Regions from separate parts of the Mus musculus genome. Here regions 1 and 3 are each linked to region 2. The links are chromatin loops, found by intact Hi-C in ENCODE. Cell type or tissue: heart. All regions are shown on one strand.

What was found. A loop is a pair of places that touch in the nucleus more often than their neighbours do. Peaks named below come from ENCODE experiments on the same cell type or tissue, not always from the same donor. Only the 100,000 strongest peaks of a DNase experiment are listed, where the experiment ranks them.
Region 1: a loop joins it to region 2, with 5 times the contacts of the local background. A loop is called at or near these places in 3 of 42 quality-filtered maps.
Region 3: a loop joins it to region 2, with 6 times the contacts of the local background. A loop is called at or near these places in 39 of 42 quality-filtered maps.

The regions. Positions count from the first base shown.
Region 1 is chr17:50,139,439-50,147,438 of GRCm38, reverse strand. All of the region lies in intron 2 of Rftn1 (raftlin lipid raft linker 1), which reads left to right. Among named protein-coding and RNA genes, the nearest start is that of Rftn1, 47 kb to the left of the region's middle. In heart, no CTCF peak of the experiment used is centred here; DNase peaks (open chromatin) are centred at 3,878 and 4,658.
Region 2 is chr17:50,232,811-50,240,810 of GRCm38, reverse strand. Gm41597 (a long non-coding RNA gene) reads left to right here and starts at 4,036. Exons shown (of 2, transcript XR_876869.1): 1 at 4,036-4,462; 2 at 5,533-6,429. AY702103 (cDNA sequence AY702103) reads right to left here and starts at 1,603. Exons shown (of 2, transcript NR_131975.1): 1 at 1-1,603. In heart, a CTCF peak has its summit at 3,294; a DNase peak (open chromatin) is centred at 3,300; H3K27me3 peaks cover 1,470 bases.
Region 3 is chr17:49,964,150-49,972,149 of GRCm38, reverse strand. No RefSeq gene overlaps it. Among named protein-coding and RNA genes, the nearest start is that of Gm52302, 66 kb to the left of the region's middle. In heart, CTCF peaks have their summits at 3,142 (motif pointing left) and 6,907 (motif pointing right); DNase peaks (open chromatin) are centred at 3,149 and 3,579.

The DNA.
Region 1 (8,000 bases), 93 kb after region 2:
AAGTCCAGAATGCACCGCGCAGCCTGCAGGTAGCACAACAGAGAGGAGCATGTCACTTCCAAGTGACTCTATTCCAAACCTCTCTCCGGCTTCTGATCTGGTCTCACAGTCTTTGTAGCTTGGCTTTACTTCTCTGACAGGTACACTCAACTTTTATTGCTCACTCTGACAGGGGTGGAGGGTGGAAGGGCAGAGGGGTTGGGGGGTGGGGGTGGGGTCAGTTGGGTGGTGGGGTTGGTGCTAGTGGATCTTGTAAGTTTCAGGAACTTCCTGAAGCTATTTTGAACTGTTTGCTTCCTGAAGGATGGGATGTTGCGATCTCATAGGAAGCTGTTATAGAACACCCTTTCTTACATTCTTTTTATCCTTTCTTCTACAATTATCCCCCAGCCTTGGTGGGACCCTGGGTGTCATTATCCACCTGCATCCAAGAACTTGGTCATTGTGCCACAGGATCAGGGTGCCGTGAGGAGTCTCTTGTTCTCCAGAGAATCTCCAGCCATTATGAAAGTCAGACAACAGGGTGGGACTTTCCATCCCAGTCCCACCTTAACATCTCCCTGTCCTGTAGTCAAAGCATTCATATGCGGTGTCTTCAGCAATAGGCTCTACTGTCTACTTGTACTGGTGTACAACCAACAGCAGCAACAACAACTTTTATGGTTTCCAGAGTCTCAGGGGCTTCCCTGGCCAACAACTCATAGGAGGGAGTCCACCCCTGGCAGTGGAGTTTTCATTCAGTATCCTTATGGCCTCTGCTGGTGTCCCTTTTCACCTGTGTAAGATGCCTTTTAGATTTCTTTTCCTTTCAGCTACTCCAGCCCCAGTAGGGATACAAGGTAAGCAGTGGAGACTGTGCACGCTTGCCTCTCCAATGGCCTTCCAAATCTGCACACCACTTGGAGGTTAGCATCATGTTACTTCTATAACAACCTTTTCCCGAGCATGGGCAGGATATGATGGCATCCTAAACCACCCTCCTGTAATACACAGTGGGAAGAGATAACCTCGGAGAGGCAACTCTGAAAGCCTGTGATCATCTGTTCTCCGCAAAGGCGGTGCACAACGACGATGCTAAAGTCAAACGTAAGCAAGGTCTAACACAGCACGGGGAGGTTCCATCCGTTCGTGTCAGTTACTTCCTCTGTGGAAGCATGGCTAGGAAGGTACTAATTTAATTAGCTCCCTGTAGCCTTCAGTCATTCTCTCTGAGCCATTACGTTTACATATCCTGGAGCTGCTCTTCCATGGAGTCTCCTTACATTTCTCCACCCTTTATGAACGCAGTGGGCCCCATTTAATCTGTTCAGACTTCCTCAGAGCCAAGGAGAATAAGCCCTGCTCTCTCCCTCTGCTGCACCTGCTGGCTTCCTGAATCAGAAAGGCTCTGGGTGGCCGTAGCTGTTACCCCTCCATCCACTATATATGGCTGTTGGGGGAGTTCCTACCTACTGCCTCCACCCCGAGCAGAGCCTTTTGCTGGAGGAAACTGCACCCTCCTTAGTCTGGGGTATAGTTTCCCACCCCTGGGACAGGTGTAATCATCTTCGCCTGTATTGTTCTATTGCACATGAACGGTTCTCCAGGCTTTCAAGCCACCCAGAGGCCTCTTAGCATGCGTTTTTTTTTGTTTGTTTGTTTGTTTGTTTGTTTGTTTTGTTTTGGTCATTTTAAAAACCCTGTATCTGAGCGCAAATCCTGCCACGTTTGTCCTGGAATAATCCAGGCAGACCACTCCCCTTGCCTTACCTTTCCTTTTTAACAACTCCTCTTGCTTTTTCTTTTACTTTGTAGATATCATTTACATGGTGGTCTGAGTCACTGGGAGCTGAGAAAACCTTTCCTGACGTATAAAGTCCCACCAACCAGAAGCCCCACACCACCTCCATCAACCTTGTCTTTAACTCCCCTGTGCACACACTTCTGTCAGACCCCGTGAGCTGGGGTTCAAACACAGCTCCTCTTATTCTAGTTCCCTCAAGAGCGTCTGCCTCTCCTGTGTGGTCCTCTAACTCCTGCAATTGGTGGGGATCTCAGAAGAAGATAGGAGGTGTTTCTAATGGCTTTAACTAGCCAGTCTCCATCAAGTACTGACTTCCCTCACGTTATATTACCCAGCTTTCCTGCTTCCATGGCCACCAGTCTGATCCTATCCACTCTGGTGTGCCACAGCTGCACGAGACAGCCTGGGACAGGCTCTGTTACTGATGGTTTGCGCAGTATTTCCCAGTTCCTTGCTGTTGTAGATTCTTGTATGGGACCATTTTTAAGGCCCCCGTGTATATGTTTGATACCACACTTTTTTCCTCTTTTTATTTTTAACAGTTGGACTATTTCCTACCATGTTTACCATCTCTCGCTTATCCCTGTTTATTTATTTTAGTTGCCAAGTCAAGAGACTAACACAGAGGACACTACCGCATCACCCTCTCTTGTTGCAGTTGCTTCTTTACAGAAACAAGCTCCCACTTGGCCACCATCTTGGCCTCAGATGCATTCCTAACTATACACAACAGAGGCCGGGCAACCCCCACCACTGAGTGCCAATTGCCTCGGCCCTTGTGCATTCATGTCAAGATGACAAAACTTCCTGTAAACCTGGAACTGTTTTCGAGGCATCTCTGCATTCATGTGGTAGATCCCAGTCATCAGGCAGGCCTGCCACCAGGTACCTTATGGATGAAAACTGCCATCCTGGGATTCCTCCTACAGACACTCCTTATCCTGGTGATTCAGCTTAAGTTGCCCGTCTCAGTACCCACAGCAAGAACCATGCAACTGCTATTATAGCACAAAGGCACACCAACACATACCAAATTGGAAAGGATAACTCTTACCAGAATTTCCTCCTCGGATGCCTCCTCACCCCCAGGCTTCTCAGCTGAGTTGCAGGCCTTGCTACCCATAGCCTCCCCCAACTCCTCTTTGATTCCGTCATGCCCCTGTGCAGGGGACAATTAGGTTATGTGACAGAACTTTTCCTGGAAAGATGGAACACATGCCCGTGACAGACCAAAGCAGAGTTACAACCAAAGTCCAATTGGGTGACCCAGTGAGTTCTATTGGCATTATCTACAAGTGTGTGGGTGAGGGGTGCTTCCAGGATATGCATTAGCAAAGCATGGGTGGCAGCTCACAGACCTAGGAACGTGGAGCACACTGCACAGCCTGCAGGCCCCTCAACAGGTTAGAGGGCATCTTTTTTAGGTGCCTCTTGTCTAAAATTCTTCCAGGCAATGTGTCTGGTTTTTTGTGTCTTTACAGCAGCTGGTCTGAGTGTCTTTTTGTAGCTTGGCTTCTGATAGGACTCTCAGCTTTTTTTTTTTCTCTCCTTATTCTGTGTCAAGGGAGGACCTAGTGAGTCTGGTCAGTTTCAGGGACTTCCTATAGCTCTTTTGAGCTCTTTACCTTCCTGTTCAAAGAGCTTCCTTCCCTACAGAATGGAATTGTTTTGATCTGTGAGAAAACTTAACACAAAACCAATCAAGAGTGGCCCTGAGTTGTACACCAGGGGACCTTGGGGGAAAAGCTCACTGTCTGCATCTGAGGAGAAAGCCATAGGATAGTTTGTCACAGCATGCTCACAGCCTGTTGACAGCGGGCTCACAGCGTGTTCGGGGACCCAGAGTACCTTAGCCAGCTCTATCACACTCAACCATACCATGCAATTACAAAGAATGTTGAAACTTTCTGTACTTGTCAGTGTATGTGGTGAGAAAAGGATGGGTTGTGGAAGGTTTGGCTCCGGATGGCGTTCTCCAGGGACCTTGTACTATGATGTCTTGCCAGATCTGGGGATGGCGATCATATGCTTTGGCCAACAGTGTTGCATTGTGCTGAAGAGAGAGGCAGGAGATGACGGTCTGAGATTGTCGTTTGTATGTGTACACGTGGGTGTGCGATGGGCGTTCACAGCCACTTCCTCAGGAAATCCAGATGGAAAATGGGTTGTTCTGGATAAGGACGTTTATGGATAAGAGTAATTTCCAGGAAAGGAACCAATACCCCCCTCCAGGCCACCCTGATGCTCGACACTATGCAAATGAAGGTACTGAGGCCATTGGCAGAAAAAGAACCTGATTAAGACAGCTCTAACTGGCTAAGCTGCTGGAGAACTCAAGATTCTTTGCCCTGTGTTGGCTCTCTCCTCAGCTTTTGGTCATTTAGCATGGCCTTACCCCACCTCAGGTTCCGAAGGTGTCATGCTTGTGTGACAAGGAGACCAGAATGTAGGTCTGTGTAAGGAATCACGTGCTAAATTCTGTTCCATACAGGAAGCCACATTTTCTGGAGCTGCCACATCTCCTGTGTTCTAGAACATTTTAGCTGAGTTCTCAGATGTGCCTCTGGGCCCAGCATATACCTGCCAGAAGTTCCTGTAATTCTGGTGGTCTCTCAGGCTCTCCCGCTCTGTGGCCTCAGTTGTTGAAATGGGATCTTGTCCACATGAGAAGGTGTCTTGAAAGTTCTTAGCCCGAGGCCCCTGGCTCTGTCTTGTGTTTGCTGGCTTCTCTCACTTCCACGTATTCAGAGCATGATTAGCAGGTAGGTTTCATTCCTTGGGCCCTTTGCTCAGTCACAGGGAGGAAGAGCTACGTGGAGAAGGACACTAGGGCCCCTGGCTCTGTCTTGTGTCTGCTCGTTTCTCTCACTTCCGGATATTCAGTGCTTGATTAGCAGGTAGGTTTCATTCCTTGAACCCTTTGCTCAGTCACAGGGAGGAAGAGCTACGTGGAGAAGGGCACGTTGCCACTCCCAGTGGCTTCCCGTTCCAACATCTGTTTTTTAAGGTAAAGTCCCCAACTTTATAAACAGTGACAACTCTGTGCACAGTGTGACTCCTCCCGAGCACCCCCCCCCCCAACCCTGCCTAAACCTCTCAGGAAGGCTTTAAGCTTTAATTTGCAGTTTAAATTCCCCCTTTAGTGCCACAGCAGTTGGTAGGACAAAGAAGACCAAGAAGGGCAGGAATCGGGTTCAGGAAGCTCCTGGCTTTGTCTCTGTGAACACAGTGGATGAGCTCTGTGGCTGTGTCCTTTATGTGTGCAGTGAGTGTTTATGTGAGAACTGAGTTTAGACGCCTGCACCTGCGTAGGTGCCCAGGAAGTACTGCCTAAGAAAAATCAAAGTGTCTGTGGGACTCTTCGGGGAGACCTCCTCAGAGGATGCGAATTAAACCTCTCCGAGTCAAAGGAATTTTTAAAATGTTAAGAAATAAAAGCTTTTAACTTTATGTGTTCTTCTTGAAATTGTACCGTGACAGAGTTGTAATTTTGTTTCTTGTGTGTTTTGCTGTAAAGAGCCAGGAACAAGCAACTTATAGTGCCCTGTGCTCTGTGATGGTTTGTCTGAGCCCTCAGCTTGGGATCTAGAGTCACCTGGGAGGCCAGCCTCTGGGTGTGCCTGTGGGGTCATCTAGCTTAGCCTAACTGAAGCGAAAGTTGCTTTTGTCCAGGTGTTTTGTTTCAACAACAGAAAGGTGAATGAAGGCATTCTCATTTAATGGTGCTAAAGTCAGAGAAGTGTGGTTGGTAGTGATGATGGTAATGATGATGCAATGGTGATGATGATGGTGGTGATGGTGTTGGTGGTGGTGGTGATGGTGGTGATGGTGATGTTGGTGATGGTCATGGTGGTGATGGTGGTGGTGGTAGTGATGGTGGTGATGGTGGTGGTGGTGGTGGTGGTGGTGGTGGTGGTGGTAATGGTGGTGGTGGTGGTGATGGTGGTGGTGGTGGTGGTGGTGGTGGTGGTGGTGATGTTGGTGATGGTATGGTGGTGGTGGTGGTGATAGTGATGGTGATGGCAGGTACTCTAACCTTGCCTAGTAGTTTAAAGAGGAGGATGGATCAACTGTACTTCAAGTTCTGTTGTTGGCCTCCTCCTCTCAAATACCTCCTTTCTAGTAGCTTCTGATTTGCTTGTGTGTGCACTGAGCTGCTTCCCAGCCCCTTGTGAACTGTCACAGCAGTGCCGAGGAGTGGCTTCTGTGTCTCGTGGCATTTTCTGTGTGGAAGTTGGGTTGCAAAGGGCCATCTGGATTTTGAGCTTCAGCTGCCTGATTTCAAGGCCTGGGATGTCTGCATGCTACATGCTTTCCCTGCCCAGTTCCTGAGCCTGATTCTGCCTTTGCTTCAATTCTTGTTAAACAAACAAACAAAACCAAACAACAACAACAAACACCCAACAGACTTGCAGTATAGGCATTTTTAGATCTGATTTGCAATAACAGGTTACTATGTGTCTTTGTGACGTATTTAAAATGAACTTTTGATCAGAAGTCAATTGTTGATTGTCGCTTGTTCCGAGAAGAAAGATATGTACATTAATGTAATTTGCTTTATTGAGAAACTTTTGAGAACACCTTTAGAAAACAAGGTCCATTACATTTTAAAAATCCCTTACTTATTTTTTTTTTATTTTTATTGTATGTGTTTGAGTGTTTTGCCTGCATGTATGTATATGTACCATGTGCATGCCTGGTGCCTGTGGAGTTCAGAGAGTGTCAGATGCTCTGGAACTGGGACAGGTGGTTATGAGCCACCATGAGTGAGCTGGGTACTAACTCCAGATTCTCTGCATGAGCATCATGTGGTCCTAACGGCTGGGCCATGCCTCCAGCCCCAACTTCACATTTTAATTCTGCAAGTGGGTATACATGAAACTTGGCAAAGCACTTTTTGCTTGCTTGAGTGTATTTTAACTTAGAACAGCTTCATGCTACATTATTTTAGTTTGGTCTCTGTGATAAACCATTAACCACAGATGTCTTGGAGAGGTTTGTTTCAGCTTTGTCGTGTCTATATTTGATAGAAGCTAAGGCAGGAACCGAAGCAGAATTCACAGAGGAACACTGGTTACTGGCTTGCTCTCCACGACTTGCTCAATTTGCTTTCTTATATAACCCAGGACCAACTTGTCCAAGGGTGATCTGGCACAAAGTAGACTGGGCTCTCCCATGTCCATCATTAATCCAGAAAACACTCCACAGACTTGCCTACTGGCCATTCTTACAAAGGTAGTTCCTGAATTGAGGGTCTCTCTTCCCAAATGACTCTGGCTTGTGTCTGGTTGACAAAAATCATGCATTATTGACCCCTTGTCAGCGTGACACACAAAAACATCACTACTAAACCATAGTCTTTCCTTTTTTTATTTACCCCCAATGTCTCATGTTAATATCTTAATATAAACCACATTGTAACTTTATAAGTCTCACAGTCTATAAAAAATTCAAATGCTTTAAAGTTTCAAATTCTCCTTAAAGTAGCCAACATCCCTTTAAAAGTCTAGAGTCTCCCCTCTGTCATCTCTAAATTAAGATCAGGTACTTTCTTCTCATTTGAATGGGAAGAGCTAGGACATAGTCACCATCAAATCAATGCAAAGCCAACACTCGCTGTGTAAATCAAAGCCTATAATCCCCAGGTCTTGGACTCATCAGAGTCTTCTGAGCTCCCACGGGTCTGGGCAGCATCACTTTTCCAGCTCTTTCATGTGGCTTGTCCTGTAGCCTCAGGCGGGCTTCACTCCATACCTCCTGCTGCTGTCTTTGTATGATCTTTGCATCTCCCCAGGTCTCCATAGCAACTGAGGCTACCACCTTCACCAGTGACCTCTTGGACTCTCTTTAGGTGCTCCGATCCTGCCGCATGGTGCCTGCCAAGCCTCAGTTTCTCTCCATGACCCCCTTCAATCTTGGGGTTCCTAATGCAGTGTAGGCTGCACTTTCATGAGTGGCCTCTCTCCACAGAGACAGACCCTGCCCCACAATACACTGCCAATTAGGCAATCCCTGAGATCCATCCCCTCGTGCCCTCAAAATCAGTACCATGTGAGAGTGTGACATCAATTGTCCCAGTAAGGCAAAGGTTTCCCCCTTAGTCGGGCTGGTCTCTTGTTAATCACAGCTTATTATTTTAGCCCCACCAGCAACCACAGAGCCTTAATTCGAAATATCACACGAATGACCCCGATAGAGCCTTGGCTTTCCTCTGAAA
Region 2 (8,000 bases):
AGTCTCTGCCCACAATGCAGTGTGTGGTGCATAGGGAAGTCACATTGTCCTTCTAAACACTTTGGGTGCCTCAGATGGCCAATTGTTGTCATTAGATGGACTCCCTCTCAGGAATTTGAGCTGGCGGGTAGAGGGAGCAGTCTGCATATACTAGAAGCCATTTTTGTCCTCACTTCCTCTTCTGAACTTTTCTGAAAAAGCTCTCCCAGGAAATCATCTCTAGAATCCCAGCAGGTCGGAGAGGGAGTCAGAGGCTGTGGGAAATGGCAAAGCTACAGACCTGTTTGTGTTGGAAAGATGTAGGATTTTGAGGTCTCTGAGAAGCAAGCTCCATCTTTTTGCCTCACCCAAAAGGCATCTTCTTGTAGGAATGAAGGCCCATTGGGAAATATTCTTGCAGGTGGCCCCATCATTCAAGGATCACTGCTTCTGAGCTTCCATATTTGTCTCTGGGTTTTCAGAACTTGTCTCTGAGTTTTCAGGCAGGACCACTGTGTGGTCCACAGCAATTCCTTGACAAGTGCCCACAGGCACCTTAATGGCATTGTAATGGCTCCACTTGCTGCTTGAGTGGTTTTCAGTATACCCTCTAGCTGCTGTTTTCCTGGGGAGACTAGCTGGGGACTTGGTGAGTCACTTCTTGGCTGTCTGACATAGCAACTGTCCACCCGTGTCTCGGAGACAGCCTCTAGATCTTTGCCCAGGGAACCCTCTGGGATCCTGTACAGATCTCTCAGAGATCTTCCTGCAATGTTTGTCAGATCCTTGCAAAGGTCCTTCCAAATCTGGAATATGGCTGGACCCATTGATGAGACAGGCGCTCCTGTGGAGGCTCCTGGGTGGCTTTTATCTGCCAGTGTTGAGGAAGATGGAGCTTCAGGATTAACTTCTGCATGACCCATCTCTGGGAGTTGGTTCTCAGACTTTACCAGATGATATCTGGATCTTGTAGGGCCAGTGGCCCTGGTTGTTGGCCTTTGTGCTTGGATGAGAAGGTGTTCAGGGCCTTGGAACTCAGGAACCATCCAGCTCTGAGGTGTGACAGTGTCCCAAGGGAAGGGTTTCTGGAGACACGGGGGCCCAGGAACCACACATCTTTGAGAGGAAGTCTCCTTCCTCATTGGAGGCTTCCCAGCTCCAGGGAAGGATGTCCCCAGCTGAGCTCAGGAGCCTCAAGCCTACTCCTTCTCTTCCTTTCTTGTCTTCATTGCTTCTTGTCTTCTTCCAATGAGAGAAGAACATGACAGCAGAGCTCATGAAAGGCATTCATTGGTGTGTCCACAGTATGGAAGAATGCATCCTGGAATATTAGTGCCTATGGTTTCAGGAGAGTGCAGAGAGCACTTGCTAATTGGACAAAGTCCAGTGCTTGTATAGGTGTTCTTAGGGCATGGACCTTTCTAGAGTAAGATTTCCAGAGTGAGGATGGCTGGCATCTCAATTTCTGAGCCTGAGGGAGCTCAGGGATTGGTGAGTTTACCTGTTCAGGGATTGGTGGGTTTTGATGTCCAGGGATAGGTGAGTTTCTGTGGGAAGTTCAGGGTTTGGTGGATTTTCCTATTCAGGAATTGGTGGCTTTTATTCAGGCTTTTCACCTAGAATTAGCATAACGTGGGTGGGGCCTGTTGACATGCTGGAGATGACCCTTCTGACAGTTATGACAGTTAGTGGGGTTCTGGGGGAGGGGCCTGGCTGCTGGAGAGCCTCAGTCTCAGCCAGGACCATTTTCTGAGTTGAGGTTTACAAACTTTATAAAGTGTACAGAGTTTACAAAATATATAGAGTTTGCAAAGGGAGTCCAGGGCAGGAAAGCCATTCCTGGCACTTGAGTGGCCTGCATATCTAACCCAGGTGTTGTCATGAACCCCTTTTTAAAGTGTTGTTCCAGCTGCTCTCAGAGCTCTGGGTAATCTTGACAACATTCCCTTCTCTTGACAAGAAAGAACACCTGTCCTGGAAAGATGATTTGCTGGTAGAGGACACAGTCTTGAAGCTAGATTCTGAGGACCTGGAGGCAGGGATATCTGCAGCCAGCAGGACCTTGGAGGCACCGTCTTGAACAAACACACTAGTGGTACAGTCCTACCACTGACATTGGTAGCTGAGTCACAGTGAGCTGTGCACAGACCTACATCTTCTAGATCCTGGAGAATCGTTCTAGAATTGGACTACCCTTTGCAGGAAGTCTAAATCTCTCAGATGTCCCTTGCTAATTTGAGAGCTTGCCATCTCCCTGGCTTCCATGTTGAGTGCCCAGTCACAGGGCTCCTGCTGCTTTGCTTCCTCCAGTCCCCAGTACCTCTACTACTTGGTGACTGGGATACCATGCTGCTCTCCCAAACTGACAGCCCACGGCAGAGATCTCCAAAGGCCACACCCTCTCGCTCCTGGGTCTTATACACACCCTTGGCTTTGGCAAACAGGACGATGAGACCACATTTGCTGGCAATTGGCAGCTGAAGGACGACACCCTGAAAGAAGATGTGTTGTCTGTTCCACCACGGTCCCCACAGTTCCACATCATCTCTCCAGCTTTAAGGAGACCCCACCTTCCCTGCTGTGGCTTTCCAAAGCATCCAGAAGCACGCTTGCCGGCCCAGGAGTGTCCCAAATGGTGGGATAAAGTAGAGGAAGCATTTTAGCGCTTCTTACTGCTACATCAGTAATTCTTGACACCCAACCCCCTTTCAGATTCTCTCTTCCTCCTCCCTCTCAGCAACACACAAGGAAGGCGTGTGTCTCAGCTGGCAGGCTGCTTGCACAATACACACCGGAAGCTCTGGGTTCCACCCCAGCACCTTGTACAGAAGAGTGTGGTGGAGCACACCTATGTGGTCCCAGTCCTGGAGGCAGAAGGGTCAGAAGTTCAAGGTCAGTTTCAGCTATACAAGGATTTCAAAGTCAGCCTGGGTTACTAAGATCCTACCTTTAAAAAAAAATCAAATAAAAAAATACATGACAGTCACGATGGTTCACAGGGTGACCATGCTTGCCTCAAGTCAAGTGACCTGATCTCTGGGACCCAAGTGGGGGAAGGGGAGAACCAACTCTAACAAGGCGTCTTCTAACATCCACGAGTTGTCCTACACACACACACACACACACACACACACACACACACAGCGGATGTTTAAAAGTAAAGCATTAGAAATTCCATTTAGCGGAGGAGTCTGCCTTTGAGAGTGGGTGACCCTTCAGCACCAGGTTAGCATCCTACAACTTGAGGCTGGTATCTCACTCATCCCGCAGGAGGCAGCCCGGGAGGATGCAACAACGCTGTGTAATCTACCTCATCCCCGTTAGGTGGCGCCGTAAGCCAACAAAGCTGCCCAGCTCAAGCCAACAAAGATGTCCAGGACAATGCCTCTGAAAATCGGTTTTCTTCCATTATTACAGGCTTTTTAGTCAAAATGGTTCCCTCGCCTTTCTTTGCTTCTTTCTTCTTTATCAGAAAGGGTCTTTCAGTGTGAAATACAGCGTGGGTTTGGTGCCAGGTGGAAAAGGAAATGTGTCTTAATCCCTCGCCTCGGAAGAAAAAGTGTTTGTTCATCACAATTGACATCTGGTCAATTTTCAATTAAGTAAGCAAGCAATAATAATGACGCGATGCTTCATTTGCTCCAGAAGCCAGGCAGGCACCAATCAGCTGCTCTATCCAAGGAGGAATTAAACAGGCACCCCCAGCCCCTGCTCTACCCAAAGCCCCAGCCGCAGACAAGCAGAGAAGGCCGGAGGACACATTCAGGGAGCAAAGGTTTCTGCTTCAAATTCAAGCAAATTGGCTGGGCACAGCAGGGAGGACAGCTCTGACAGCTCCATTGTGTCAGCCTCTGGCCTGAGACTGAAGGAGGCCAGGCTTGTCCCCATCAGCCCTAGGGTTCTGCCATGGATGGAAAGGAGTGAGGTGCTTGGTGCCAGAGACTAGAGTTTTAACCACCTGGATGCTCTGTACAAAGCTATTCTTAACTCAAAATGCATTAAAATAAAAAAATAAAATAAAATAAAACAACTTTGTTTCCCACTGGCAAGGAATATTGAACCAATCTTTACAGTGTTGCCGCTTGCAATCTATTCATGCCTGGTTATTACAGAAAATGAGAACACACAGCTTGAGTAGAGACCACCAAGTGTGAAAGGGAAGGCTGGCCAGCAAAGCCAGACGACCCAGCTGTCCGATGTGCTTGTGACGTTGTGATCTCTGGAGACACAGACATTGGCAGATAGGCCTTCAGTCCCCAACCCATCCTGACGCCTAGAGAAAGCCTAGGTAGTGAGGGCCGTAACCTCGGGGGATGGCTCAGAGTGTCCATCCTTTCTCCAGCCTGCCCCAGAACTTAAGCTGAGCCTTCTGCACACACTGGAGAGCGGGCTTGAGTGTGTGGAAGGGACGGACTACACTCTGAGACACTCAGTAACTAGCATCCCAACTTCTCTTCCTGGCCTTGGATGCTGGCGGCCAAAGGTATTTATCTTGGCAGAATGGCTGTCTGCAGCCTGGCACTAGACTGCCCCAGGCATAGGATGCACTAATGTTCATTGTATGGTGGGGACTTCTCTGTCACTGTATCCCATGTGCATCAGGGACATGGTCTGAGACTACTGAGTCAGCCCACGTGGCTGTCCTGTGCCCCAGGATTCAGAAAGCTCCCATGGGGCAGCTCCTGGTCTCAGGCTTCTTCTGCACTGGCTGCTTTGGTGGCCTGGGGCCGGGGGCGGCTGGGCTGGGCTGGGCTGGGCTGGGCTGGGCTGGGCTGGGCTGGGCTGGGCTGGGCGTAAACTCTCCTTTGATCAGGCTGGTTGGTGTTATAGCTTGTTGCTGTTAGCTTAGACTTCTGTTTATCACAGGACAGAAAAGATGCTCACACCTCTCTCTCTCTCTCTCTCTCTCTCTCTCTCTCTCTCTCTCTCTCACTCAGGAGTCATCTTCACCTTCTGAAATATAGTCTCTCTCATTTCAATGTTCTCTTCCTTCTGTCATAGAACATACTAATTGGTTGAATGTGCAATGGAGATGCATACATCTTTTGTTTGTAAGTTGAAAGCACCCTTCTGGCTTCCAAAGCATGTTTTATTTATTAAAGAATAGTCAGAAATTTAAAGCCAGTGGGATTATAAAATTAGACCCTTTCTTAGAACAAAACAAAAACAAAGACTTGTCAGGAAACACAAGGACCAGAGGAAGCTGGGGGTGGGGGGCACGGGGGTGGAGGTCAGGTGAGGCCAGGAGGGAGTTCTTAAAATCCCAGATGCCCAAAGGAAAACAGAGCTTTTTTTGTTTTTGTTTTTGTTTTTTTGTTTTGTTTTGTTTCATGTTGCGAAGTATGATCTTTACAAATTTGGTAGCATGCACATCACTTTTTATTCCTATATCATTTTCCTCTGAATAAATAAAAACTATTTCCCCCTCTCTCTTTTCTTTCCTTCCTTCCTTCCTTCCTTCCTCCCTCCCTCCCTCCCTCCCTCCCTTCTCTCTCTCTCTCTCTCTCTCTCTCTCTCTCTCTCTCTCTCTCTCTTTCTTTTCTTTCTTTCCAGGGTCTCACTTATAGCCTTGCTGCGAACACCAGGCTGGCTTGGAACTCACAGAGATCACCATCCTCTGCTTCCAGATTGCCTCTGCTTCTACAGGCCTGTGCTACCATGCCCTGCTTTGGGAAATGCACTGCAGTACCACTGTTCAATGGCTACGGGATGCTATCCCGTTCTGTGACCACAGAATTACATTTCTTCAATCTGTATTTGTTCAAATCACAAACACCCACACAACTTTCGCCTGTATACTTCATTTTCTTCAGACAAATTTTCAAATATGAAATCTCTATATTGACACCCAGGAACAAACAGACTTTAATACCTGTTGCCAAGGCCCCACCTAGAAAAGTTCTACCAAATTGGGGTGACAAGTGCCCATTTTCCTGAATTCTCCCAGAGTTTTATAACTTTTGATGCATTTTAATTTGATATCAACCATCATAGTTTATATTTTTAACCACTAAGAGAGTTATTGGTAAGTTTCTTCCTGTATTAGTTTTGGATAGTTTTATCGGGCTCAGTGCAATGCAGGGGACACCTGTCCCTTATGAAAGCGGGGCGTGACATCTGGCCAGCTATGTACATGGCGGCAGCAGCTGGGGTTATGGCTTGTTCAAATCTGAAGGATCAGGAAGCAGAGACCCCGGGCTGGAAATGGTGGCAGGTCTAATCTTTAGAGCCTACTTCTGGAAGCCTAGACCTATCAGCTGTGCCTTGCATTCAAAAGATTTCATGACCTCCCAAGGCACCACCAAGAACCAGACCTATAACCCTGTATAGTGTGATGTTTCACTTTAAACCTCAACATTGTTCTTGTAATAGTTTTCTGTTCATGAATTTGTTTTATCTTTTTGTATTGATATCATTATGTTACTATTGGTTTAAAATGCTCTTTATGCATTTTGGATATTGTCTTATTCTGTTTTCTGTTGGTACAACAAACTATGAGACCAAGCAATTTAGAAAGAATAGTTTCTTTGGCTTATGGTTTTGGAAGCTGAGAGAAGCTCAAGAGAGCAGTGTGAGCCTCTCCTCACTGTCTGGTGGGCAGCAGGCCTTTCTGCTGCATCTCGGCCTGGCAGACAGCGGCGAACACTCGGTGAGTGCAGGTCTCAGGGTCTTCTTCCCACAGAGTCCAATACCATCGTGGAGTCCTCTCCTCACCTCCAACTTCACCATAGTTGCCATGGCAGGCCCACTTCAAATATGGCTGGCACATGACCAGAGACTGAAGCTCCAGTCAGAACTGGAGGACATGTTTGAGTCACATAAGATATTAACTATTGTCATTATATATACTAAAGCTTTCTCCATTTTTTGACTCCAATTTTGTTTTTTTAAATAAATATATTTAATAAGTGAAGATATTAATTATTAAAAGAAAATAGTAGAAATAACACCCAATGTTCCATATCGCCAGTCAAATGGAATCAAAAAGAGCATATTTTTGAATCATGCCATTAACAAAATAGAAAAATTGTAATAGATTTTGACAATTCAAGTAAACATGACAAGTTAATGTATATAATACAGAGAGTTTCTCATAGCTCCATTTTGCACACATTTTCAATTTTCTTAAGCAGAATTTTCGTTCTAAATTTTTGAATGTAGCAATGATTTTCTGTTCATTTCTGTCTTTGGAGTCACATTTTTCCATACTCCGTTTTGATAAATATTTACTTGTATTTTGTTGAGTCTGCTCTTTGAGTTTGTCACTTTTGCCTCAAACCCACGTGTTCCCTGTTTTCAGCACATGTTGCTTCCCACGAGCTCACCCTATGCAGTCGATCAGTCCAATCTTTCCCCTTAACATTTGTAAATATCAGTCTTTGTACTTGGTAAATTCTGATTTCTACATTTGGGGCCCAAAGTTTCTAAGTTTAGTCATTTTGAAATGTATTTTACTACCTAGTAGGCCTGCCCCCGGAATTTTCTAGATATCTGTCATCTTTCTTCCTCTTGTGAGCATATTCTTCCGGGGGAGCATCACAGCTCAGTTGCTGCATCAGAGGTCTCCAAATGAATGAGACTCACAGGTAGATTCAGAAGTGGTGGCAACCGAGCATTGCTGAGCCGCCACATTGAGGTGCTTGGTGTCCCCTTCCTCGTCCAGCGCCTTGGTCCTCTCATGTGATTATGTTGTGACTTTCCTAGATGGAATATGTTCTTCCTCCTGTTTTCTAACTTCTCCGGGCTGCCTGTTACTCCGTTGTGTGTCATTTTCCTTGATCCATTCATCAGTGCACGGACAAATCCCCGAGTGGCGGTTTGCCAATAGTGCTGCTGTGAGCATATGTGTACAAGCTTGGGCTACTGAGTCCCAGGAAAGCACCTGGGATGGCTGGACCACACCAGAATTCTGGGCTCAATCATCTGAGGAGACATCAGTTGTTCCCTGTGACAACCAAATCACACCGCACTCGCGCCAGCCAAATGCAAGCTACTGGTTCTTCACAGCTCACTGGCGTGTT
Region 3 (8,000 bases), 270 kb after region 2:
ACTGGTGGATTCTACCTGATACATAAAGTAAAAGGAATTCCAGCCTTTCTTAAACTTCACAAAACAGAAGAGAACAAATGATTTGGATTTATCCTAATGAATCCACTATTACTCTGATAGCAGAAACACAGAAACTGCAAGAAATTGTGGACATTGCATATCCATTCAAAGAAAGACACAAAAATTAAAAAACCCACAAGATTAGTGTAACACTGAGAAATTGATCAATGTCATATCACTGAGAATTAAAGACAAAAATCTAATGACTCTAGATTTTAAAAGGGATTTGATAAAATATAACAACCACTCACAATGAAAATGATCAAGAAACTAGGGATAAAGCCTGTCGTCTATCTGACAAGTGTGTCTGCATAAGCCCAGAGCTAGGGTGAGTGAGAACGTCTGGGTGTGTCTAGTCCTAGTGAAGTTATGAACAAATGGCGCTAGATGTGGAGAGGAGGAAGTCCCACGTGCACAATCTCGTATACCGACTCACGAAAGTGGTATTTGAACTAATAAATCCAGAAAAGCCTGCAGGACCTGTACTTTTATGTTTGCAACAACAACAACAAAAAAAAATCCAGGAGAGAGAGAGAGAGAGAGAGAGAGAGAGAGAGAGAGAGAGAGACTCTCTCCTCCTCTTTGCCTCTGCTACCCTCTTAACTCCACTCCCCATGCCCTGAATAAATTCTATTCTATACAAAAAAAAAAAAAAGTCTGTTGAGCAAATGATACCAAAGAAACTGGCCATTTGCTGAGTTCCAGCCTCAGCTTGAGAGAGGGTCCTAAGAAGGGGGTGTTTGGGAGCAGCAGTAGAATTACTTGCAGTCAGTGATGGATGCAAGCTGACAGCTCTGTGATCTGCTTGAGAGATAGCTTTCTCATGCAGACTAAAGCCCAGTCATTTATTTGCATAAGCTACTTCCTTAGACATTGCCTATCAGTTTAATCATTTACCTCAGGTTCCCTTTTGACTATTCCACAAATCAGCATTTTGTGACCCTTAACTCTTAGAAATAGAAACTGAAATACTGAGCACTTTCAAGGCATATATATATATATATATATATATACATATAGTAGTATATATATTGCAATATATATTTATATATACTGCAATTTTATGAGCTCTTGTTTGTGCTGATGCAAGCAGCATTGAAGCTCATTTTTATTATTCTTAACCACTTCAATATATTCTTTTAATCTTTGGATCATTTCTTTTTTAATCTCAGTAACTCCAAGGCTTATTATGGAAAAGTATTAAGTGATCCCAGAAAGTAGGAATATCATTAAACCATCACCTTTTTTCTGGATACCAAAGCTTTGTCCATTCCCAACCTCTGTTTGGATCACAAATATAACTACCTCCTTTAGGGAGTAGAGTATATGGATCAAATTTAGTTGTTGACGGCTTCCATGGATGAGATCACCATTTTCCCACTAATTATATAGCCATCTATCTGAGCCTTATTTTTTAACTCTTCCTTTTCTCTTTTATGATTCAGGTTTTCCCCTCTATTGCCCAAATCATCTCTTTTCTTAATATCTTTCTGACAGAGCTGACTCATTAGTGTAGCTGCCTCCTGTTCTTTCAGGTCTGTGAAGACCCTCATACAATTCATATTGCATCCTTATATTTTGCAGAGTTGTTAAATCCTGTAAAGAACAGTTCTCACACTGATTCATGTATTCTTGAACTCATGTTTTCAGAGTTATTTCCCACAGCCTTAAGGGCTGTCCTGAAGGTCACAGCACCATCATTTTGCTGAGGATCCCCAGAAACATTCTTGCTTCCTGGAATCACACTGTTTGTGATTATTATGGAGCCATTAACCTTGGTAGGGAGAACATTCTCAAAAAAGAGGAACATGAAGTAAATCATGTGCTTTATTATGCAAACAAGCCTTATGACTAGATTACCTATCAGCACTCAAGGAGACCCACATCATGCTGTCTCTGCCCCAGGGGTGGGAACTGTATCACATCATCACTTCGGCGGTCATGCCAAATCCGGCAGGCACCCACACAAAAAACAATACATGTGGACCCTTCCTTCACATTCTGTATAAAAGTTAAGTAAAAATGGATCACCCATGTTGACATTTGGCCTCCACAAACGTGCTCTCGTGTACAGCACATAGGCAAACACATACAAACAGTCCCCAAAACATGAGCATCAATTGATGATCACAGCAGCTCAAAAGTAAAACTAAATATCTATATGGACAAACAAAAATATAGTGTATCCATACAGTGCAATAAAGAAATGATACATGCTGCAACCCTGAAAACACTGGAGTCATCTTAAGTTAAAGAAACCACAACGATGGCATATACTTCATGACTTTATTTATATGAAATATTCAAAATGGACAAAACTTTAAAGGTATAAAAAGGAGGATGGAAAATGGATGGTAACCTACAGGGGTTCTTTGTGGGATGATGAACCTGTCATAGAGTTGGACTATGCTGTTGCTGAGATATAGCTCAGTTGATAGAGTGCTTGCCCAGAAAACATGAAACCCTGGGTTTCATCCCTTGCACTGCATGTAACCAGCTGTGGAGGCATAGCCTATGCTTCTAGCAACTGGAAAGGTAGATCCCCAGGTAGCAGGAGTTCAAGGTCATTATAATGAATATATATGCATATATATAATATGAATAATATATACTAATGTAATTATATATTAATTATTTAATATAATATAAGCTATATCTTATATTTACATTTGCATTTATATAAACAAAAATTTATATAAATATGCAATTATAACTTTTAATTATAGTAATTAAAATATATTTATAATAATTATTATGATATACTATAACAAATTATGTTAAAATGTTATATATAATTATAATAATATTATACATAGTATATTTAATATAATAATAATAAGCAATAATAATTTAAATCCTCTGAGATAGAAAATGCTCCTTGACTCTTTTCCATGAAATCTTTAGCTTGTCTTTCATTTTAAATTAAATAAGGTAAAAAAAAAATATATATATATATAGGCTGTAGTTCAACTACATTAACATAGTTGTTGTATGCTATCAGTGAGGAGGTTCACAGAGTCTCCACTATTTCCATGTGTAGCTATTTCTGCTGCTTCATCTCCTTAGCTGCAGTGCCCTCTGCTGCTTAATGCTGATAGAGATCTTCTGCTTCTGGAGAGCCACCTTCAGAAAAAAACCGAGGCACAGAAAAATTCATGAATTAAAAGCACCATGTTAATTTAAGAAAACATTCATAACTCACACATCTTGAAAAATACCTATCCAGGAAAGAACTGATCTTAAACACACAACTTCATAGCATCCTTTGCAGGATTAGCACTCTGGAGGCTACTGTGTACATTCCAGACTGAGGGGCTAGGTGTGTAGTACAACAACGTATCCCTGTCCGTCATTAACATACCAGGGACCAGTCCAGCGATGCAGCACCAGTGCCCAGCACATAGTGGACCAGCAGTGATGCCACACTCTGTGTCCTGATCTCTCATCCTGCTCTAATGTGCAAAGGCCACAGGAAGCACCTGCCTACTGTGGGCAGTGCCGTTGAGCTTGTGGGAGACACACCCTACTTCCTGCCCTCAATAATCTCGTCCAGTCAGGGCGAACGTTATCAATGAAATTAAAGTCTATGTTAAAATCTCCTCGGAGTAGGGAGATGGGCAAAGGAAACAGCCAATCCTACCAGAAGTGGAGCTTAAAACTGGGCTTGAACGGATGGATCATGGGGTGGGGGAGGAAGTCTGAGTGAAGAGCCAGGGAACTCAGCGCTGCTTAGGTGTGATCAAGGGAAAGGGCCCCAGTTCATGGTTGTGGATGTCGGACACTGTGGACAAGGGCAGGGGTGATTATTCTCTTTCCATATCGCTCTTAGGCTTCTCTTCAGACAGTGGAGCATTGTACATGTTCACTCACCACTCAAACGCTGGCTGCTGCCCTTCCAAGCAACAGCTTCGTAAGCCCATATATGCATCTGAGCCGGAGCCGGAGCCAGAGCCGGAGCTGGAGCCACGCCCAAAGCCATGAAGCCTCCTTGCCCACAACAATGGAACCACCACGGGAGACAGGCAGGAGTGCCACACCAGAATATAGCAGCCACACAGACATGTCGCTAGCGTGCCCTTCTCACTCTCAAGGAAGAAGGAGGAATTCTGAAAAGGCCAAAAGCAGGCCTTACCAAGAAGCTAGTTGATAATCAGTGGGTCTCTGGCTGAGAATAGCCTGGGAACTTAACCTTGGTCACAGGAGAAGTAGTAGGGAAGTGACTAAGATTGCTTCTGGGTGGCTCCTATACAGAAGCATGTCACACCCGGGGCACATCTCTAACCTATGCTGAAGGATTCTTTTGGGGGGTTGGTGGTAAGAGGCCCACCTGTGTCCATTGTAATTCATACATGTACTTAGAGTTGGGTCCCAGAGTCTGGCGAGTGTGAGAGGGTGTACCAGCCAAGACTCCACAGTTGTGTGGCCTTGGCTGAGCACAGCGGTGATGCCTGTCTTTCCTTGCACCAGCTCTTCATCCCCAGTCCTGAATACTTTCTGCCAGCAATCATAGTCAACCTCTTTAATGCCTCAAGTGCCATTGCCAAGCTGGAGACCTGAGAGACCTAGAACACAGAGCCACCCTGACAAAGAATGGAAAAGAATGTGGCGACCTAACTAAACGGCTACTCTGTAACCCATAAGGCTAGATGTTGGCATGAACCCACAGCCCACAGCCTAGAGTAAGTCAGTGGTAAGGGTGCAGTCATTCGAGGGAAGAGCCCAGCGTCAGGGGTAAGTGCAGACTCACACTGCTCACCCGAGAAAGGGGCACGCTGTGATGCCTGCCGCCCACGTCTGTCAGGAGCATAGTAAGGCAGCCTTAAACCACTCACTGGGCTGGGGGAGATCACTCCAGCTCTGAATGCTTTTATTTTGACATTTACTGTTGCGCCTCTCATTTCTAATTGTGCTCACAGGTCACTGCAGCCTGCAAGAGATTAGCACTTGTGGACCACAGTGGTGTCAGCATTAAAACCAACACCCAGGCCTTTTAGATCCAGGAGACTGATAGTTCACCTCTGGGATGAACTCAAGTGTAAGGCACAGAGACAGAACTATGACAGGATAAATCCTCACGGAAGAGAAATATGGAAGGCATCACTACAATAGAAGTCTCTATTTTCCAAAGCAATCATTACTCAACCATCTTTTGAAGAGTAAAGATGTTGCCCACCCCTGAAACTCCAAATGCGTTTAATATGGATCCCTGAACATGTGCAAGGATTGTACTAAATTGCTTTCACAAACGCAAATTATTGCAATCAGCATCTTGTTTTCTAGTTCTAAATTCAAAGGCAAACTATTAACACAAGACTGCCACTCTTGCTATTATCACACGTCCTTCCTAACAAAACCACATCTCCAGATGGACTGACGACAAAATTAGTCCAGTGACTCCTAAGATACACCACCAAGATTGACATCCCAGAAACTCATAGAAATGAAGATGATGCTTAAACAGAGGACCCACACACACACCCAAACACACCTTTTCTAGGGAAATAGAAGTGGCTTTGTTTACAGTATAGCTCAGCGAGGCCATTCCGAGAAACAGTGGGACAGCTGGGTTGCTAGCCTGTCAGCATACTGATTAGTCCTCAAAGTCAAATAGAACACACTTAGGATTTGTGTGTGATGGCGGGTGGGAGGTGTGTGTGTGTGTGTGTGTGTGTGTGTGTGTGTGTGTATGTGTGTATGTGTGTGTGTGTGTGTGTGTGTGTGTGACTGAGAATCCTGTTAATAAATGAAGCATTATATTTAAACCCAGACAAGGTGTGAGCAATGAGGAATTTGGTAAGGAGCACAGTTGGCTCGGATGGCAGAACTGCCTTCAGCTGCTCTCTCCGCTCTGTTAGAATAAAGGAGATGGATATTTAGAGATGCGCGGGTATCCAGCTACGCACAACCGGAGCAGATCTGACTGTAAGCTGCCGGCAGACTCCATCATCAAGCCGAGCCATGGCTGCTTTATTCGAAACTGGATTACTCAAGGTGTGGCAGAGGGGCGTATGCACTCAAAACAGATGTAGGGGCCAACCCAGAAGTCACACCGAAGGGACAGATGTACTAGGGGACTCTTCCTAAGGACTTCTCAGTTCTACCAAGGTGCGGTTTGGAAAATTGCCAAACAAGGCAAAGCATACAGTGCTTTGGTTCTGCCCATTACCAGGGGATGAGAGTCCATTGGCTTCTCTTTTGGACTTGGTTCAGCACTGTTTTATTCTGCACACAAAAAGCTCTCCTCAAAGGGATGGTGTGACCAACATCTGAGTGGTATCTGTTACATTAAAGGGGTGGGCTACGCATCCCCGAAAAGCTCTGGCTGCCAGACTCCCTCAGCAGCCTCTCCTGACCTCTAACCTTTTCATAGTAGTAGGGCCAAGTAAGGCCACTGTCATCTCTGTATATGTAAGAAATCCATGGCTTGCTAACATTCAAAGAAGCACTGAAAAGAGTGTTTCATGATGTTCACGTGAATATAGAAAATGGTTGGTTGGTTTGTTTCTTGTGTGCTCCTTAACTTTTCCTGACTTATTATATTTTACCTAATGTAAAACATGAAGACTTGGCCCTTTCTTATTGAGTTTTGAGAAGCATCTAAAGGATGCATCTACAATTCACTGAAGGATGCCCAGTGGCTTAGTACGCCTCAGATATAAAAATATCTGCATTTCCTTCCTGCGTTCCTCTTCCACTCTGCTCTGCGTTTCTTTTTCTCCCCTAAGCTTGTGGCATTGCGTGAGAGTAGAAGAAAAATAAACTTCCTCCAACCTGCCTAGATTCAGCCTTACCTGTGACACATTTGCACAGGAGCAGCCCCCCCTGGGTGAAGCGCTCCTGAGAGGCTCCAGCAGAGGGCGCTCTGGAAACCTCCTATTCCGGTGCTAGCCCCTTCTGAGGGTTTCCTCCTGCCAGCTCTCAATGGGAAACCACCTGAAAAATCAGAAAACCATCAGAAAACCCTCATGATGAATGTGGTCGCCCCAACAATCACAAATACCTAAAATGTTCTTTCTTCCTCTTCATCTGTAAGTGGTTGCCTTTCTTCCTCTGCATCAGATTTTTGGAGGATACTCCCCGATTTTGCACCTACATGAATCAACCTTTCTGGCTCTCCACTCAATCTCTGGTGCTTATACTTAGTGGGCGTTTTCTGTTTCTGTTTTCCTGTAACATTGTGTTGTGCATTGTTCACTGGCCAGCAAAATCCGCTGTACCTTTGGATAAGGCTGCCCTTCTGAGCCGCCACAGACATGAGCTTTGGCTGTGGCTGGGCAGGTCGGAGAACTTGTGGAAGGTACCACCTGGCCAGTTGCCTGGATCCAGATTCTGCAGGCTGCAGCCCGTACCATCAGACCCGATGTCAGGAATGGACCAGTCCTCGGGGAATTAAGGAAGTGATAAGAACACCCGGTTATATGGAGCCATCTGATTGGTGGTAGCAGGAACCTGACCACCTTTTAGAAATGTTTGTAATTGCCTGAGTTAGGCCAGTCAGGACCTCAGCAAAGTTCCTGTCTGGAGGTTGGTAGGAAAGGGAGTATATGTGTGTATGTGTGTGTGTGTTTGACTCCATAGTCCAGAGTCTGATTGGTTCCTAGTGACTGCATAGAGCCACATGTTAGCTTGGGGCTCAGGGAACTAGCATCTTCACAGCAAAGCTGTTCGGGGTTTCCCTACAAACTGCCTATGGCTGAGGAGCCTGAATCCCTGAGGAGGGGAGAAACCAGGCAGGCTGTGTGATTGTGTTCTGAAATTGCTAAGAGGGTCCTTGCCTATCTTCTAACTCAAACACAGCTGGGAGTACACCATAGAACCACTTCAAAACACACTAACTGCCCTTGACTGTGTAGTCAAACATTGCAAGAAAGAAATCTCAGGAGGCTACAATGTAGGGGGCTGTCTACAGGAAAGCAGAAAGTTCCATGACTTAGAACGGC